Linked DNA regions of Homo sapiens: region 2 is linked to region 1. The links are chromatin loops, found by intact Hi-C in ENCODE. Cell type or tissue: adrenal gland. All regions are shown on one strand. Each heading gives the region's core, and the rest is flanking DNA. Links, peaks and the distances in the headings are about the cores only.

Region 1 (5,379 bases), core at 215-5,214:
ACCTCATCTCTACAAAAATAGGAAAATTTGCCAGGCATTGTGGTGTGTGCCTGTAATCCCAGCTGCTTGGGAGGCTTAGGCAGGGGAATCGCTTGAACCCGGGAGGCGGAGGTTGCAGTGAGCCAAGATCACACCACTGCACTCCAGCCTGGGTGACAGAGCAAGATTCCGTCTCAAAACAAAACAAAACAAACTAGGCTGAAAACTGACACCAATCAAACTCTTCTGGGGTTGTCACCTAAGTGTTAGCAGGGAGAAGGAACCTGTCACTGGAGGTCACACTGTTCGACTTCTCTACATCATACCCAGTGTCTTAGTTCTTCTTACACTCTGCCTCCTGTCCGCAGTACTGAACCCCTGCTCTGGGGTTGGGGAGCACAAGGGAGACAGGGAGGAGAGTGAGAGAGGCTCACCCCTGTCGGAGTCGGAGCGCTCCGAGGAGACGGTGGAGCCGATGCTGTCCATCCGGATCCTCTCAATGCCCAGCTTCTCCAGCTGCCTCTTCAGGTGTCGCTGCTCTCGCTGAAGCTGGTCGATTTGGTGAACGGCTTTTCTGTCACAATCTTCAAGTTTCTGCAAGTCAAAGGGGTAGTTGTTGGGCCCCACAGGGAGATCTCTAAATGGGCAATGGCCCCCGCATCTTCCCTTCTAGCAGTGGAATGCGCCACACTTCCTCAGACGCCTTTCGGTGCCACTCATCAAGCTTCTCCCTGAGACAGGAAGTCGACTGGCCAGTGACTCCTGGCTTCGTCTGACTCTTCAGCATCGCCAGTGCTGGGGGTACTTGTCCTGTCACAGGGATTCTGGGGGTGAGCTCTCACATACTGGCACCCTGGTAGCCCTCAGTTTTAGTATCAGAAAGACTGCAGGCAGCAGTCCCCAACCTGATCTCCCTTGTTTGCAGCAATCCCCTGAACACCTGATCTCCGGACTAGAAAACTGCACTTGATGGGAGCTTAAGAAACACGCTTCCATTTAAAACTATGTTTATTCAAGTACATGTCCCAATTACATAAGCACTTTTTTGTGTCATGCCAAATCTCAATTAACTTCTGTTTGTTAGCAGGAAATAATAGTCCCTTTTGATGTCCTGATTCTAATTTGTCCAACAGAAGAGTTTAGAAAACACATTTCCATAGAATACTCATTTTTATAAATCTGCCCCCAGCTTCTCATATTCTTCAGATAATTAAGAAGATTGTTTAATTGTAGCTGTTTTGCTTTAAATAGAGGTTTTCTCCCAGAATTGTCATGAATGCAGGCTTCTAACCATAATTAAAGTAACATTTGTCCAACTATAATATGATTATACAAACATGCTAAACAGGGATTTTGGCTGTGGCTCTCAAGACTTTGAATCCAATTCCCCTTACCCTTTGCTATTCAGGTAGCAAAGAGAGTGTCAACTCTGTGCCCGATACCCTAGGAGGTGCTGGGGCTGTGAGGTGAGCACAAAGACCCAGTCCCCTCCCTCGTGGGGTGTATAGTCTAAGGATTGAGACAACACAATGGTCACACAAACCACTGTCAAATGTCAGTTATGACAGGGCTAAGAGATACCCAGTGATGGGACCACCTGTCACAGGAAGGAGGTCACTGAGTTGGGAAAGTCAGCGAAGGATTATCAGAGCTAGAGAGACTTGCACTGTGATCTGAAGAATAAGTAGAAGTCCTCTAGGTGAAGAAGAGAGAGGAAAGTGTACCAAGCAGAGGGAAGAGCATTGACAAAGGCCCTAAAGTAAGACAATATGACAGTGCCAGGGACTGGAAGAAGGGCTGGAGAAAGGGGAATTGGGGAACAAGATGGTGCTGCAGAGGCAAGTGAGGACCAGGCAAGGCAGAATCTGGGGCAGACCAGGTGACAGAGCTTGTCCTGAGCCACAGAAGAATTTTAAACAAGGTCACGTGTTGATTTGCACCTTGGAAGGACTGTTCTCAGGAAGCATGGAAAGCAGACGGGAGGGACCCAGAGGGATATAGGGAGACCTCTGAGGATTTTATTGCAGTAGACAGTGGGGATGAAGATGGAAGTAGACCGGTTGCAAAATATTTAGGCCTTGGAGATGGCCTAGATATATGGTTAAGGAGCAGGAGCTATCACGGACTCCTGAATTTCTGGCTTGTACAACTGGATGGAGAGTTGGATGGACCATTTAACCTCTGGTGCATGGGAGTGAGAAACACTCAGTTGGGTTTTGAATATGTTGCATTTGAGGTACCTGTGATTCATCCAATAGCTAGACTGGAGGAGTTCAGGGGAGAGGACTGTCCTGGAGATGTAACAACAGACAAACCCTCACTGAACAGGTAAAGATAAAGCAGCATCCCAACAATACACTTACCTTTATGTGCAATTTGGCTTTTGTTAATAAACTCAACGTAGTGTGTCGACTTGATTCGGGTCCAAGTGGCACCAGCCCCTTCAACTTCTCCAGGCACAAGCGAAGATGAGCCCGTCTATGAAAACAAGACCACAGTAGCATTTGAGAGTTTCACAGTGGGCCAGAAGCACCCCAGGCAGAATGAGTTCTCAAAGAGTGTGAAGTTGCCCAGGCCTTGCGATGGCAAATGCTACCAATGACCTTTTGCTGAATAAACATATTTTGAACCAGACAACTCTGGTGAAAACCAATGAGAAGCAAAATCCAAGGTTTTCGAAGCTAAGTCTATTGATAATACAAGTGCTGGGGTAGGGAATAATATCTGCTATTATATAGTCATTCACATGTGTAAATACTATATACAGTAATGGTCCCTGACTCATGATGGTTCAACTTACAATTTTTTAAATTTATAATGAGTTTATTGAAGTATTAAATGCATATTAGACTTGGGATGTTTTTTATTTATGATGGGCTTCTTGAGACATAACCCCATCATAAGTCAAGGAGCATATATATCTGTGGAGTTATTTGTTGAAGCTTTATTTGTAATAGCAAAGATTGAAACAACCCAAATGACCACCCAGGAGGGAACTGGTTAAATAAATTATGCTACATCCACACCGTGTAGTACTATGTAGCTATCAAAAAGAATGAGAATGTGCTTTATGTCCTATTAGGAAAGATTTTCCAGATATATTGTTAAGTGGAGAAAAGCAAGATTCCAAACTGTGAGTATACCATGCTATCTTAAAGATGGAGGAAAACAAGAATCTATATTCATGTTTTCTTGTATGTAGACAAACTCTGGAATGACACATAAGAAACTGGCTGGGCAGGGAGAAGGCAAGGAACAGTCAGACAGAGATAAGGAAGGAAGTGATGGGGGTTTTTACTGAGTCATTTTTTATACTTTTTGTTCTTGGAGTATGTCAGACTGATGCAATGGCACGGAGTGGGAGAGGGAGAAGGGCTGGATGAAGCAGCAGCCACGGCAACTGACTGAAGAGAGAGCACGAGAGTTGCTCCAACTGAGAAATTTACATTTCCTTGAAATGGTTTGTGCTTTATTCTAGAACCTGGAAAATTCTATGAATGTAAGAAGCAGCTGAGATTTGGGGGTTTTGCTTAAGCTTACCACCTCCTTAAAGCCTTCCCAAGCCATCCTAGCTCACAGTGATTCCTCTATTTTCTAAGCACCACTTAACTGTTTATATTATTCACTGGGAAGTTCACTGTACTGCCTGACTTGTTTCATATTTCTTACTTAACCATTCATTGCAGTCTCCTTAGAAAGTCAGGATTGCAGCTTAATCATTGCTGTGCTGTCACCGTGCCTCAAACACACACATGCTTAATAAGTGTTTGCTGAATGGATTATGTCATCTATTCAACTAGACTTTAAGCTTCTAGAGGACAGAGTCCATCTCTACTGCATCTTTGCACCTTCAGCAGTGCTCAGAGTCTTCAGGTTTTAGATAACATTCATTGCCCACACACAACCTACTTGGAGCAGAGTTCCCTGGGGTCTAGGAGGCTCCCCTCCAGCTGAATTGGGAAACAATGCAATGCCTTATAGGTTTGCCCTTTTTCCTCTTAAGAATTGTACTGTAATAGCAAAAGTTGAAAATATAGACCAAAGAAAGGAAATGGCTTCAGAAAGCTATAGGACAGGTGAATATGCATGATATTAATGTAAGAAGTCAATTCACACTCTCCAGGGAGACTTCAGGATGTTCCCCTAAGGCAGGGCTAGTAAGCAAGGCATTAGACTTCCTTCCTTCTGAGCCTCCTGCCTCTTCTAGGTCATGAGGAAGTTGTCCTAAACTCTCCAAGGGTGCTCTAAGGCTTGGCAAGCTTGGGGAGTACAGCATTCATTTCTGAGCTAGGAAGAGGTAATAGCACAAGGGCTTTACTATTTTGTAAGTCTTTCACTTCTTCTGAAAAACCTGTCCATGTGGCAGAGTCAGAGCAAAGACTCATGTTACAGGTGTGCTCCTCCCACTACTGCATGTGGTGGGGACCAGGGAAGGGAAGAAAACTTGTATGTAAAATATACTTGTTCATCTTGGATAATATTCTTCAAAAAGAGCCATGAAAATAGATCATGTTATTAGAAACACTATGAGAAAGTATAATTTATACATTTATAAATTTGTCTATTTCTTGCCATAAAACTTATAGACTAATTTTCTTTTTTTGTTTTTTTTTTTTTTTTTTTTTTTTGAGACAGAGTTCTTGCTCTTGTCGCCCAGGCTGGAGTACAGTGCCGTGATCTCAGCTCATGGCAACCTCTGCCTCCCAGGCTCAACAGATTCTCCTTCTTCAGCCTCCTGAGTATCTGGGATTACAGGCGCCCGCCACCACGTCCGGCTAATTTTTGTATTTTTAGCAGAGATGGGGTTTCACCATGTTGGCCAGGCTGGTCTCGAACTCCTGACCTCAAGCAATCTGCCTGCCTCAGCCTCCCAAAGTGCTGGGATTACAGGTATGAGCTAATTTTCCAATTAGAAGAAAAAGTTCAAAAATTAAAATTATATTTAGATATTTTTCAGCCAGCTTGTTATTTGCAAAGACTGCATGATTCAGAACAGTGTCATTTTAGTACTTTTATGATGTTGGTTTATATGCAGATATGAGTGTGTGAATTTTTTTAGGAAGTTTGTCCACTGATAAAAATATAATAAAGTCATCTTTTGATGCATTGTCATTTCTAGCCTTATAGGAGTCTTGCCCAGAAAGTGCAATTTTCACTACCCAAATGTGGGTTTCCAAAGAACACTCCTAGTCGTGAAACTAGAAATAAGCCATTTGACTAATTCCAGCTGAGACTAATACTTGTTCATTCAGTGTTTTCTGGCCTAGTTCTACAAAAATAGGACCAGAATTCTTTCTGGATTTTTGCAGAGACCCAAAGCCAACTCTGTCTTTGGCAGTGTCTGCCTTGGCCTTCTCCGGCGCCTCACTGCTGCAGCCTGATGGCTGCCCCCTGCCCACA
Region 2 (5,379 bases), core at 112-5,111, 110 kb before region 1:
GAGCATTTTCTGAACCAGCTCATCTTCCTGAATAGCTTCTTGCATGCCCCTGGGCTTTTCTGTTGGCATTTAATTGCTGGCTGTGGAATCTTGCCTGTTTTCCAATATAGACCTTTGGCTTTAGATCCTGTTCTTGTTCTTACCCACTCTCACTAAACTGAACTCCAGGAACCACATCTCTTTTGTTTGCTGCTGTATCCCAGGACTGAGCAAAGGCCTGATGCTTACTAACACCTCAAGAAATATTTATTGAATGAAGAAATGAATATTGACCTGGAAAGTTCAAACTCTTGGTTTTCCTTGCTTCTTCCTGAAGTCAGGGGCCAGATTAAGAATTTGTTTAATAGTCTTAAGCAATAGAAAAATTATTATGTCCCTCATACTTTCATCCCTCCGTATGTATTTTAAAAACAGCGTAAATGCAAAACAAGTATAAAGAAACCTAGCAAAATATAAAGAAAATGCAGCAAAATTCTGATTTTTACCTTGGTTACCACTTTCATAAATATAAAGTAACTTAAAATATTTGTTGTTGTTGTTGTTCTTGTTTTGCCAGTTCCCTGAGCACATGCTGTTGAGTAATCCTGCCTGGACCAGTACTTCCCTCACCCTAGACTTCACCTTCAGTTCCCCTTTATACCACCTGCTGAAGCTGCCAGCCAGCCTTTTCGACCACCCTCCCTCCCCCAGGGGTGTTTGGCTTCTCAGACCCCAGCCTGAGCTAGTGCCCTTGGCTTCCTAGGGTCTTGCCAGGAAAGCAAAGGAGAACATGCATACCGCCAAAGAGTACCTAATAATAAGAACTCCCATCCTGAATTGTGATTTATAGTCAGCATAGCACATGTGTCAGGTGATTATACTTAGGCTGATTTTAGCCTTAATAATCTGCTTCTGTGATCCTGTATGTGGGAAGCCTAGAAATTTCTCTGTGATCCTCCTTCCTGGATCACTAAGAGACAAGTCAAGACATAGGTCCATTCTACCACCTGTGTTAATCTGGGCCTTGTTGAGACCATTTAAAGAAAGGCGTGATGCTAGAAGTAAGGTCCAGGCCTCCTGCACACTGTTTCAAGGCTGTGACCATAGTCAGATCCTGTTGCTTGAGTCCAAAGAGTTTAAAATAGTGTTGGAAACCTCCTAGGGAAAAAACAAAAAACAAAACACCACATCTTCCTGGGTAAGGAAGTGACATGTGCTGACTAGAGCAGGAGGGGTAGCCAAGGCTCCAAGTTCTATTCTGGACCTGTTGTTGATTTGAGGTGTGACATTCAGCAATCTGAGCTGATGTTCTGTAGCTCTGATTGGTTTCTCATCTTCTGCAGAGAGAGTGAAAGAGGCTGTGCTTGCAGGGGAAAAGGTGAACACTGGTCTCCTGTCCTTTAGGAGAGCTTCACCATTACACGTCCTGCCTCTCATTTGAATTTCCAGGCTTTTTTAGAGTCTCGCTCTATTGCCCAGATTGGAGTGCAGTGGTGTGATCTCGGCTCACTGCAACCTCTGCCTCTGGGTTTAAGCGATTCTCTCACCTCAGCCTCCCAAGTAGCTGGAATTATAGGTGCGTGCCACCATGCCTGGCTAATTTTTGTGTTTTTAGTAGAGACAGGGTTTCACCATGTTGGCCAGGCTAGTCTCGAACTCCTGACCTCAAGTGATCCACCCACCTCGGCCTCCCAACCAGGCTTTTTTAAATGCAGAAACCGCCCGCCCCCAGAGTTAATATGGAAACCCAGCAATGTTGTTTATGTTTTACTTGAATTCGTTTCATCAGAATTGCATTCCTTTTAACAGTGTGATTAGATCAGCTCTTAGAGGGGATGGCAGCTTCAGTAGGGTTTAGGAAAGGAAAGGAATATTTGTGTGGGGCACACACTTTGGCTTTGATAGCTTGAGGATACCAGGTACATGATAATTTAGATGGATAACAGAAACTTGTGTCCCTTGAGAGCCAGGCATGTATTAGATGCTTTCATACATTATTTAATTGTAATACAAACCAATAAAGTATTCCCATTTTTTGCACATGGGCAAGCTGAAAGTCAAAGAAGTTATGTAACTTGCCCAAGGTCACACAGCTAATAAAAAGGCTGAGCTAGGATTTATTTCTCCTCAAGTCTGTACAACGCCAGAGCCCATGCTGTTTTCACAGAGCTTTTCTGTCCCTGGTGAGATTTAGGAAAGGAGGGTAGGAGAAAGAAGGGTGATGAGATGCCATTTTTACCCACCTTGCGATTTTGCTTGTTGGGACGTGTTTAGCCAGAACATTCTGTTTATAGAATACTAGATTCTATATATAGAGATGCTGCAGCAACATATGTGGGAAAGATACCAATTGGCTGTAGGTGAGGATTTCAAAAAGCCTTTGTTCTTCATCACAGCATAGGCCACACGTGTCAAAACACCACTGGTAATTGGTTTACTGCTTAAGTGGCTCTGTCCTATCATCTACATAAAATCTGTTGATGTGGCTCACAAAGTCAGGTGTGATGGGGCCAGAGGTGAGGGTGTGGTGTATCCTCACTGCATGTACTGGAGCTGGTGGCACCTGTTGTGTGACTACTGCAGTGAATGATTACTGAGTAAATAAGAGGTGTCTCAGCCAGGCGTGGTGGCTCACGCCCGGAATCCCAGCACTTTGGGAGGCCGAGGTGGGCGGATCACCTGAGGTTGGGAGTTTGAGACCAGCCTGACCAACATGGAGAAACCCCGTCTCTACTAAAAATACAAAATTAGCTGGGCGTGGTGGCTCATGCCTGTGATCCCAGCCACTTGGGAGGCTGTGGCAGGAGAATCGCCTGAATCCGCGAGGCGGTGGTTGCCGTGAGCCGAGATCGTGTCATTGCACTCTAGCCTGGGCAACAAGAGTGGAACTCTGTCTCAGAAAAACAAAACAAAACATTAGGTGTCTCCTTTTTTCTTCTCCAAGGGAGACCAGATAGCAGTGGGTGCTGGCACACATCCAGGGATCCTGGCCCCTGGGCTAGCAGAAGAGATGGCTTGAAGGTGTCAGGTGATGGAATAAAAAGAGCTGGTCTGTCAAGTGGTATAATTTCAGGGGACCAAGAATGTGTCCTGCCCCTCAAAAACTTGCCCTAGCTGTTTGCTATTGCTTGGGATCCCACAATTGAAATTTCTTTTTCTTGATTTAAATCTTTGAGACCCTATTAAAAATGAAGAGACTCCAGGAAGAGTTTTGATTGTGAAACATTTTGGTCATGTTAACTGGAAGTATGAATGAGTTTATAAGATTGATTTCTGAGAACCAGACTGAGGAAGGGATAGGGAGGAGAAGGCACTGTGCCCCTAGTTGCAGGGACAAGAAGGAGACACCAATGAGTTTGAGATAAAGGCCTTGAAGAGAGATGCTGGGTCTCTAAAGAAATACTTGGTTTCCTTCACAGTTTTGTCTGAGAAAAGACAAGCAGCTGACAGTGCTGGTTATGGAGGCCCATGACCCCAAAAGAGGTTGTGCTGAGTAGATAGCCCACCAGCATGTTCGGATGGAGGCACAATGTTGTCTGGAGAGCAGCTGACAGCTATAATGTAACCAGGAGTGCTGGACCTTTGGGTCTGTGGTTTACTGTGATGTACTGAGACAAAGACTGTCACAGATCTTAGAAGGGGGAGGCACAGCTTCCAAGAAATGATGCAAAATGGTGGCGCAAAAGAGGCCACCAGTGGCAACAAGGGCAGGGCATTTCCTTTGTGGCTGGTGGTCACGGACAACTTCTGGTCTCAATTTCCCAATGAGCTATGCTAAGAAATTTACCAGAAAGCAAAATAAGCCATGCAAAAAGCGATGACAAAGCACTTGGGGTATCCATGCAAAGGTGCAGTTCCCCCTTGTCCACTAATTTTGTGGAGCCAAAAGAGCTGATCCAGAAGCTGCAAAGATAGTCCCTGTGATTAAGACATACAACTTTTTTTTTTTTAAATGCGAGACTCTGTCTTACTCTGCCACCCAGGCTGGAGTGCAGTAGAGCAATCTTGGCTCACTGCAACTTCCACCTCCTGGGTTCAAGTGATTTTCCTGCCTTAGCGTCCCAAGTAGCTGGGATTACAGGCGCGCACCACCACGCCCAGCTAATTTTTGTATTTTTAGTGGAGATGGGGTTTCACCATGTTGGCCAGGCTGGTCTTGAACTCCTGACCTCAGGTGATACACCCGCCTCGGCCTCCCAAAGAAGGCATACAGCTTTTTTGGCCTGAGTTCTTCCAAAGAGAGACCCTTCCTAGTTGACTTGGCATCATCTTTCATTCACCAGTGTTCTCTAACTGCCTTTATGATTAGAATTCTCACAGCGTTTTCTCCCCCAAGGGCATATTTTACAGAGGCAACTCAAATCTCAGTGCCTTTCTGAACTCCTTACAATTGGGTTTATAGATGCCTCCACCCTGAGGTTCAATTTCACTGTCCATATTCCTATTCTAAGTCTGGAGCACTTTATTTTTGATCCAGACTTTTAGCTTCACTGAGGCCTCTTGGGTTCTAGCTAATTTTTTTGGACACATTTCCCTAGTGGGCAGCCTAGGAATGGCCTGTCCTCCCTATCCCCCAAAGTTTGGCAAGGTCTGTACCCCCTACCTTAATGGAATCAGCACTACTTGAGATTTCTGAACATCCTACACCGTTTCCTCTCCCCTCAACCCCTGCAGCCTCATACACGAGGTCTAGTGGAAAGCAGGATCTGCTGATCACTAGGATATTAGAGCCAGTGTCTCCAGTAGGGAAGAACTCCTGGGCATGTGTTCTATGCCCTGAATGACAGCTCTCTGCCTATCAGTTTCTGCTTTCCCTCCATCTCACCTTTATTTTGGCTTTTACCTAGAAGTACAAACTTTGTCTTGTTCCTCTGCCTGGACTTCCTAACCCTGTCCAGGACTAAAGCCCTGCTGTCAGTCCCTCACCAGGGACTTTCCACACTTTCCCTGGCCAGGTCACTTATCTGATACTAGAGCCTTTTCTTGCATCTAGGCTTTAGTAGGTAGAGTTCTGTCCATGCACAGATCTCCCTGTGTTGACCACCTTGAACTTCGCCTAGTGCTCTTTGCGCTAATTAGATGCCATGCTAGTCTGTCCTGCTGCCTTCTGGAACAAGGCTCTTAGCTTTGTTGAGCTCTTGCCCTGGATTTCATGTTAGCTGTCCAGCTGCCTGCACCTCAAAAAGAGCTTTTAATATGCATTATAAAACTCCAAAAGGGAAATAGAATATATAACATTTTTCAAACGTATTTAACTAGAGATCCATTTTTTTTTTCTGAAGGAATATTTATTAAAATCTTACAGAATATGTGTTTGGTGGAATACAGTTTTGGAAAGAGTGAATCTTTATCCCAAAGGAATGGACATCAAATAGAGTAATTCCAGATGAAGATAATGTT

The links. Hi-C counts contacts between places; a loop is a spot of excess contacts. Peaks named below come from ENCODE experiments on the same cell type or tissue, not always from the same donor. Only the 100,000 strongest peaks of a DNase experiment are listed, where the experiment ranks them.
Region 2: it touches region 1 in a loop (2.0-fold over the local background); 6 of 110 quality-filtered maps call a loop at or near these places.

Annotation. Positions count from the first base shown.
Region 1 is chr2:69,932,429-69,937,807 of GRCh38, reverse strand. It overlaps MXD1 (MAX dimerization protein 1), which reads right to left. Exons shown (of 6, transcript NM_002357.4): 4 at 2,343-2,457; 5 at 414-573. It also overlaps a transcript of ASPRV1 not described here. Among named protein-coding and RNA genes, the nearest start is that of MXD1, 20 kb to the right of the region's middle. RefSeq lists an enhancer at 1-499. In adrenal gland, for the core only: no CTCF peak of the experiment used is centred there; no DNase peak of the experiment used is centred there; H3K27ac peaks cover 1,219 bases.
Region 2 is chr2:70,041,974-70,047,352 of GRCh38, reverse strand. All of the region lies in intron 6 of PCBP1-AS1 (PCBP1 antisense RNA 1), which reads left to right. It also overlaps a transcript of ASPRV1 not described here. Among named protein-coding and RNA genes, the nearest start is that of PCBP1-AS1, 42 kb to the left of the region's middle. In adrenal gland, for the core only: no CTCF peak of the experiment used is centred there; no DNase peak of the experiment used is centred there; H3K27ac peaks cover 2,437 bases.